2 separate regions of the Homo sapiens genome follow, and region 1 is linked to region 2. Evidence: chromatin loops called from intact Hi-C (ENCODE). Cell type or tissue: CD4-positive, alpha-beta T cell. All regions are shown on one strand.

Region 1 (4,000 bases), 750 kb after region 2:
TAGGGACAAGACTGTGAAAGCCTGGGTGCCATGATAAGAAGTTTGGCCTCTGTGCTGAGGAGATCGGGCAGTAAGGACATTGCCCATTGGCCATTTAGAAAAGTCCTGGAGAGTGTGGCACATGCATTGACCAGAAGCCAATCCAGAAGTGGGAACAGAGAGTATAGAGGCTGTTTCAGTCATCTGGACAGCCTGAATTAGGAGTGTTGGTGGACATGGAGAGAGGAGAGTGAAAGGAGGAGATATCAAAAAGATAAAGCCCACCGGGATTGAGGTGTAACTGAATGGACACGAAGGAGTCAGGATGTCTGGTTTGGACACATGGGTGTGTCCTTCACTGAGAGGGGAGCACAGAAGAAGATAGCTTGGCAGAGGGTGACGAGTCCAATGTTTGACATGAAGCATGCTGAGAGAATGTTTTCCACATACACACAGCTCCTTGTCTATTCTAATGAGCCAGACTTGAGTATCCACCACCTGAATGGAGGATTGTCACGGCAGACCCAACAAACAACCGTGTCACATGGACAGCTTTTGAGCTTTAAAAGCAGCCACTCAGTTGTAAAACAGGTATTGGAAAAATACACCTTCTATTTTTGTCCTACCTTAAGAAACTACGTGTTTTAGAGAAAAGAGGGAGTCTACAGAGGGGAGCAGGATGGTATCTTGCAGCAAGTGTTTTTGAGAAGGGGTTCTACCATCTGGGTGGTGGGGATGAGGGTGGTTCATGAATGTTCTGAGATCAGACAAAATATATCTCTTGCTTCCTAAGTATGGTGGTAGAGAATGAAAAAAGCCTAGAGTACTCCCAAGTCCTACTAGAGTAGCGCATGAACAATGGAGTAGGCACACGTGAGAAATTCTGTAGGCAGCTTCACAAAGACCCTTCACACAGACTCAAACATAGTGCAGGGAACGACAGATGCTACTGTATCTCCAAGGGTGGTAGAAGAGACCATGGAGCTAGAGTTGGGCCTGGAGAAGCCTGGAGTCCAGCAATTTGGGTACCATTACAAATGGCTAGATATCCCTCAGTTCTCAGCTTTAATGTCTTTCTCAGGGGCATCTACTCTGCAGTCTGGGTGAGGTCCAGCCTCCCATCATACACTGCTGGGGCCCTGTACTCCCCCTTGTCAAAGGATAATTTTCAGAGCATGGCTCTCATATACATGTGAAATGAAGGAAGCCCTGCATGGTGACACATGCCTGCAATCCCAGGTACTGGGGACGCTAAGACAAGAGGATTGCTTGATGCCAAGGAGTTCAAGACCAGCCTCGGCAACACAGCAAGACTCCATCACTAAAAATATTTTTTTTAAAAAAAGAAAGAAATCAAGAAGCAAACCAAACAAGGGAAGAAGACTATCAAAAATAGCCAGGCAGATTATAAAATAATCATATAAAACTACACAGTTGACCCTCAAACAACATAAGTTTCAACTGTGCATTTCCACTAATACACGGCTTCTTTTCAACCAGAAACGAATTGAAAATACAATATTCACAGGAGGCAAAGCCTGTGTATGCTGAGGGCCAACTTTTGGTATATGCAATTTCTGCAGGGCCAACTGCAGGACTTGAGTAAGCATGGATTTGACTATATGCATGTGACCCTGAAACCAATCTCCTTGCATATACCAATGTATAATTGTAATGATAAATTTATAGTTTTTTAAAAAATTGTATTTTTAAAACAATCCTTAAAACTGAAAAATATTATTATTGGAATTAAAATAGATAGGTAAATAGTTGAAGAGAGAATTACAGTAAGTTGGAAAATAGATATAGAGACATTTCTCCAAATACAGCATGAGACAAGAAGATGGAAAATAGGAGGTTTAGCAACATGGAGGAGAGAATTAACAGATTGTATTTGGTTAGGGTCCCATCAAGAAACAGAATTTATCTGAGATTGTTCAAATAAAGAGACTTAGTAAAGGAAATAATTACAGAGGTGTGGGGAGAGTTAAGGAGACCAATAATAGATGTTGAGGCACTGTATTAATCTGTTCTCACAATGCTATAAAGAACTACCTGAGACTGGGTAATTTATAAAGAAAAGAGGTTTAATTGGCCCATAGTTCTGCAGGCTGTACAGGAAGCATGGCTGGGGAGGCCTCAGGAAACTTACAATCATGGTAGAAGGTGAAGGGGAAGCAAGCACATCTTCATATGGCCAGCAGGAGAGAGCGAGAGAGCAAAAGGGAGTTGCTACACACTTTTAAACAACCAGATCTCGTGAGAACTCTACCACGAGACAGCACTAGGGGGATGGTGCTAAACCATTAAAAACTACCCCCATGATCCAGTCACCTCCCACCAGGCCCCATCTCCAACACTGGGGGATTACAATTCAACATAATATTTGGGTGGGGACATGGAACCAAGCCATATCAGGCACCTGGAGACTTAGCAACAGTGGGAAACCATTACCACCTGTAGGTTTGAAGAGACAAGGTTAGAAAATAGTGTTAGCAGAGCCCAATGAGAGTTGTAGCTGTGGGGGAACCACAGTTATCGCCAGGGACATGGCAGTGAAGCAGGGAAAGCATGAAAAAATACCATCTTCTCTCTCCACCTCCAATTTCCTGCTAGTGTTTTTCATTGGCTAAATGCAATTGGAAGCCAGAAAGTAAGGGAATCTGAGTAATGCAGTCTCTGAGTCATGCAAGAAGCCAGCATCCAAAAACATAGAGCAGGGCACAGAAGTTATAGATCTGAGGGCAAATGGAGATTAACCATCTTGTCCTTGATCATGGATTCAAGATTTCCAGTCCTGGAAGTACATACATACTGGCTGGAGTGCTAAACACTTGGAAGATTTTCTTTTCCAACTATTTTTCAGTGACACTCATGACTGGGGCTGTCACAGTGTGGCAGTTCATTTCTATCTGGTGCCTATATATTGTTCAGAACCATCAATAAATGACGCCTCAGTTTTTTCTTTCTCTGTTGACTGGCCATAGAGAAATGCCTATGATGCTACAGGTGTGGTCTGAGGGAAAGGCAGCAGTAGATATCTGAGCCTTGACTCATGCCTTCAGGAACTGTTTGAGCTTGACACTGTATATACCATACCACCTCCATTTGCTGACAGAGTGCTGTTTTTTTTTTTTTTTTGAGAATAAAGTATTGAGGAAATGAGATCTAGACAACTGGGTAATCTGCTGATCTGCATTCAATTTCTTTTTGGTGCCTAGTGAATTTCCTGTAAGTCTTAAAATTGGGTCATAAAGGATATCATAATGTATGATATCAATTTAGTGCATTAAGCTCTAATTTCTAATTAGAAACCATGAAAAGTTATTGTCTCAAAGTCGGCTGGGCCCCCGCCAGCAGTAAAGGAAGAAGAGATGGCGTAAAATAAACAGCCTAGCCAGATAAAATCGGGGCATCTGATGGTGTCCACATTGGTCGAATTCTCTGTTTTACGTTGTGATGACCAGAGACAATTGAATTCTCAGAGGCTTCATTTATTTAAACAATGAGAGGATGAGATAGAATGTTTGTTCAAATTAACTATGAATTACGTGGTAAACCTAGCCTTTCATTTTTACATAAAGGCCTGATACTGTGGTAGAAACCTACTCCAGAGAACTCTTTGAGAGGTAACTGGGTTGTTACACTTGGGCGTGAATGTATGGGTGCAGAAAGACTATATAGGCTGTGGGAGGCTGGATAATGGCCCCCAAAGATGCCCAGGTGCTAATGCCTGGAACCTGTGAGTGTTAACTCATATAGTGAAAGAAGCTTCACAGTTGAAATTAAGTAAAGGATCTTGAGATGAGGAGGTTATCCTGGATTACATGGGTAGGCCACAAATGTCATCACAAGAGTCCTTATAAGACACAGGCAGAGGGAGATTTGCCTGTAGAAAAGGAGATGACAGTGCGACAATGGAGGCCAAGATTAGAGCGACGTACTTTGAAGATGGAAGGAGCCACAGCCAAGGAATAGGGAAGTCACCAGCAGCTGAAAAAGGCAAAGAATGGCTTCTCCT
Region 2 (4,000 bases):
CTTCAACACAGTTCCTGGATCACTGAAAATGTTCAATAAATGTCAACTACTATTTTTTCTCAATGATAATTCAAAAGTTGATTGTATAAAGGTAGTACCATACTCATTACTGTTACATATTACTGATTTGTGACATATAACTGATTTGTTGCTAAATCACTCTAAAATGGTTCTTGTGCTCTTTATATACATACACACATATACATACATATATATATATATAATGTAAACAAAGTCATTTTACATTCAAGCATGTATAGTTTGTTTAGTTAGTTAGAAATCAATGCTAGCATTTTCAGTCTATGTGACCAGTAGTGCTGATGTGGATGGCCTCTTGTCCACCCAAAATACATAGGAATGCCAGATAAAATATGTAGCTGAGATGAACAGAAAAGGAAATCCCTGATGTTGGGAGAAGAAAAAGAACTTAATGTCAGCGAAGTGAGCTGGAGATGAAGTCCTGGTGGTCCACGGGGGGTCTGATTTTTAGGGGTGGGGAACTGGGATTGTCCTACCTACATGGGAAGTGGAGATGAACTCCCTAGTCTGCAGCAAGCAGAGAACTGAAATAAAACAGCCTGCATAAATCTGAGAGCCTCAAAATTGAGACCCTTTCTCTGAAACAGGGACTAGAGAATCCATTCTCTAGCCCACAGCATATCAAGGAAGCTGACCATAGGCTAGGCAAACAATATATTAATACTGGACAAAGTAGACTCTAATAGGCTTATTTTTTAAGGATACAAAGAAATGATTCATCAAGGTGATGTGCCAGCATATGACTGTCTGCACTTAACTGCATAACTTCTAAATACCAGAAACAACAATGGACAAAATGACAAGGAGCTATTGATAAATCTACCTCTAAAATGAGAACCTTTTTTTAAAAAAAGCACGTCTCTTAGAAAATAAAAGCTCAAGCAAGCAAAAGATTCCTAAGGATATGGGAGATTTCAATAAACCAAGTAATACACTTGATCTGATCGATATATAGATCCCTGTATCCAATAAATAAAGAACACACATTCCCCTTCAGTATACTTGAAATATTTACCAAGATGGGCCACAAAGGAAATCTTAAAAAATTCTAAAGGGGCGCTTAGTAGATATTCCAGTTTGACTAGAGAAGAAGTTGGGTAGGTCAGGCTAGGAATGTAAGTCTGAGAGGATCTTAAATATTAGGATATTGACAGGCAGTGGAGAGCTACTGGAAGATTTAGAGCAGGAAAGCTACAGGATCTGCATTAAGAGATGAATCTGGAATTGAGGCCAAGTTATTCTCTTAATTTTCAAGGGCGAATGAGGAAAGATCCAGCTCTGACAGAATAATGAGTTGTGCAAAGTGAAGGCCAAATGACATCACCGGAGATAGCAGTAGTTCAAAGAAAGCAAAGCAGAGGAATTGAACTGCTGCAAAATGCACGGTAGGTAACAGGGCAGTGAACGCAGACCACCCTGGGCCTCGGGGGTCAGCACCAGGTTCACAGGGCAAAGCATGAATTTAATTCCAGAAAGTCACTACTAACCTCATTAGAAATCTTAGTGTGATTTTCCTGTGTGTTTTGAACTTAATTTTAAGCTTATTTGGATTTATAGTTATGATCTAACTGCACTAGCAGCTTACCCCAAGTTTGCTGTTTGCTTATGTAACAGAAATAGGTAAAGACAACTCTGGAAGTCTGGGATAGTTTTTTCATGTATGTATTCATGCTAGAGAAGTTCTAGTCTAGTTGATTCTCCTCACTCTACAGATATGGAAAATTAAGCACAGAAGGGTGACTAATCATTAATTATAGTAATAAAAATGATTAAATATTAGTACTAGCACTTTTAGAACGTATGCTGTGTGTTAGTCATTATACTAAGTACTCTCCATGCATTTCTTCATTTATGCCTCGCAACTAGGCTATGATGTAAGTGCTATTTACTTTTCCTGTCTGCTAATAAGGATACTGAGGCTTAGATAGATTAAGAAGACCATAAACCCAGGGACTAGATTTGGGACCCAGGCCTTTGTAACTCCACAGAATGAGCTCTTACCCACTTTGCTATCCCAACTTGACTTGGACACACAAGTTGCCACCCAATCAAATTTAGATTCAAGATCTCTTGACTTGTGGTCTAGTGTATTTCCTGTCTCACCTCAGGCCTCTATTCTCTACATTTCTTTGAGAGTACACAGCTAAAGCCACAGAGTAGTTTTAGATCTTATTGTAAGAAAAATGCTTAGTTAGGCTCATCTCCTATGTCAGAAGTTCAGAATAATTAATCATATTTCCGCTTTCTGACTTTTCAGAGTTCCTGGGATGTTTTAATTAGACACTTGACATATTTTTAATTTTCTCTATCACTTGTAGCACACACCAGGTGTTCAGGTTTTGGTCCAGATATTGGTTCAATAAGGATTTATTGGATGCATTAATGAAAATCTAGAACCTCCAAATCTAGAACCTCCTTACTTATGGACATGTTAAATTTCAGAAGGCTATTTTCCAATACATTTGTGTATAAATCCTTAGTGACTAAAACAGATTAAGGAGTATTTCTTAGAGGTCCCCAGAAGCATTTCCACTAAAGATGGGTATAAAAGTTAGTCCTGTGAAACTTTAAAATCAGGTCTGTTTTCCGCCTTTGAGATCATATAAAATCTATCAGACATTCTTTCTATTAATATAATTGATTGTTTTGGTCTACATCAAAAATCTATTGAGGCAGTTAACCCTCCTCTTGAATGACATCTGCAACTGTTTTAGGTTACGCTTTAAGGTGCTCACTTGATAAACCACAATATTAAATCAACTCTCCACTTACTCAATACCTACACCAGTGGAACTGAACAGGGTGGGAGAAAGCCCACTTGGAATGCCCTTATTTTAAATTCATAATCACCTACTTTTTTTTTTTTTTTTTTTTTTGAGATGGAGTCTCGCTCTGTCACCCAGCCTGGAGTACAGTGGCACGATCTCGGCTCACTGCAAGCTCCGCCTCCCGGGTTCAAGCGATTCTCCTGCCTCAGCCTCCTGAGTAGCTGGGATTACAGGTGCCCGCCACGACGCCCAGCTAATTTTTGTATTTTTAGTAGAGACAGGGTTTCACCATATTAGGCTGGTCTCGAACTCCTGACCTCAGGCGATCCACTCACCTTGGCCTCCCAAAGTGCTGGGATTACAGGCGTGAGCCACCGTGCCCGGCCAGTCAACTACTTTTTAATTACAAAGGGAAAAATAGTAACTTTACAGTGGGGGGGCCCCTGCAGACATCATGTACCCCACAATATGATGTGCTGAGAGAGAACAACATCACTAATGTGTTACTCTTGCCAAAAATACATACCTGAATTAAATTGTGAGGAAACAGACAAGCCCACACTGAGGGACAGTCTATGATGGACTTTTTCGAAAGTGTCACGATGATGAAAGACAGATTGAAGAACTGTCCCAGATTAATGGAGGCTAAGGAGATATCACAACTAAATGGAATGTGAGATCTGGATTGGATCCTAGTCCAGAAAAAGGATACTTACTAATAGGATAATCTATCAAAGTTGAAAAAGGTCTGTAGTTTAGTTAATAATGGTGGATCAATGATAATTTCCCAATATTGATAATTATACTATGGTACTGTATTAATGTTAAGATGCTAATATTTGGGAAAGTTGGGTGAAGGGTATATGGGAATTCTTTTAACTATTTTTCCACCTTTTTTATAATTCTGAAATTATTTCAAAATTAAAAGTTAATTAAAAGAAAAATATTTTTAAACTGATCATCACTAGCCTTGAATATTACTCAGCCATTATACCATCTTCCCCAAAGCATTCATTCTTCCAAACTCCTAAACAATATTTCAGACACTCTCCTTTCACTACAGCCCTTGTGTAGCTCCTTCCCCAGCCTCACTCATTGTGAAAATAGGGGCAATTAGAAGAATTTCCCCAGGTGCACCTCCCAGCACCTGCGACCCTTTACTGTGCTTTCTCTCCTGCCCTTGTGGATAAGCT

What was found. Peaks named below come from ENCODE experiments on the same cell type or tissue, not always from the same donor. Only the 100,000 strongest peaks of a DNase experiment are listed, where the experiment ranks them.
Region 1: a loop joins it to region 2, with 6 times the contacts of the local background. A loop is called at or near these places in 2 of 110 quality-filtered maps.

What each region holds. Positions count from the first base shown.
Region 1 is chr13:45,455,422-45,459,421 of GRCh38, reverse strand. No RefSeq gene overlaps it. Among named protein-coding and RNA genes, the nearest start is that of COG3, 7.5 kb to the left of the region's middle. In CD4-positive, alpha-beta T cell, no CTCF peak of the experiment used is centred here; no DNase peak of the experiment used is centred here.
Region 2 is chr13:46,200,525-46,204,524 of GRCh38, reverse strand. It overlaps LOC107984578 (a long non-coding RNA gene), which reads left to right. Exons shown (of 4, transcript XR_001749863.3): 2 at 1,295-1,424. Among named protein-coding and RNA genes, the nearest start is that of LRRC63, 9.4 kb to the left of the region's middle. In CD4-positive, alpha-beta T cell, no CTCF peak of the experiment used is centred here; a DNase peak (open chromatin) is centred at 2,134; H3K27ac peaks cover 523 bases.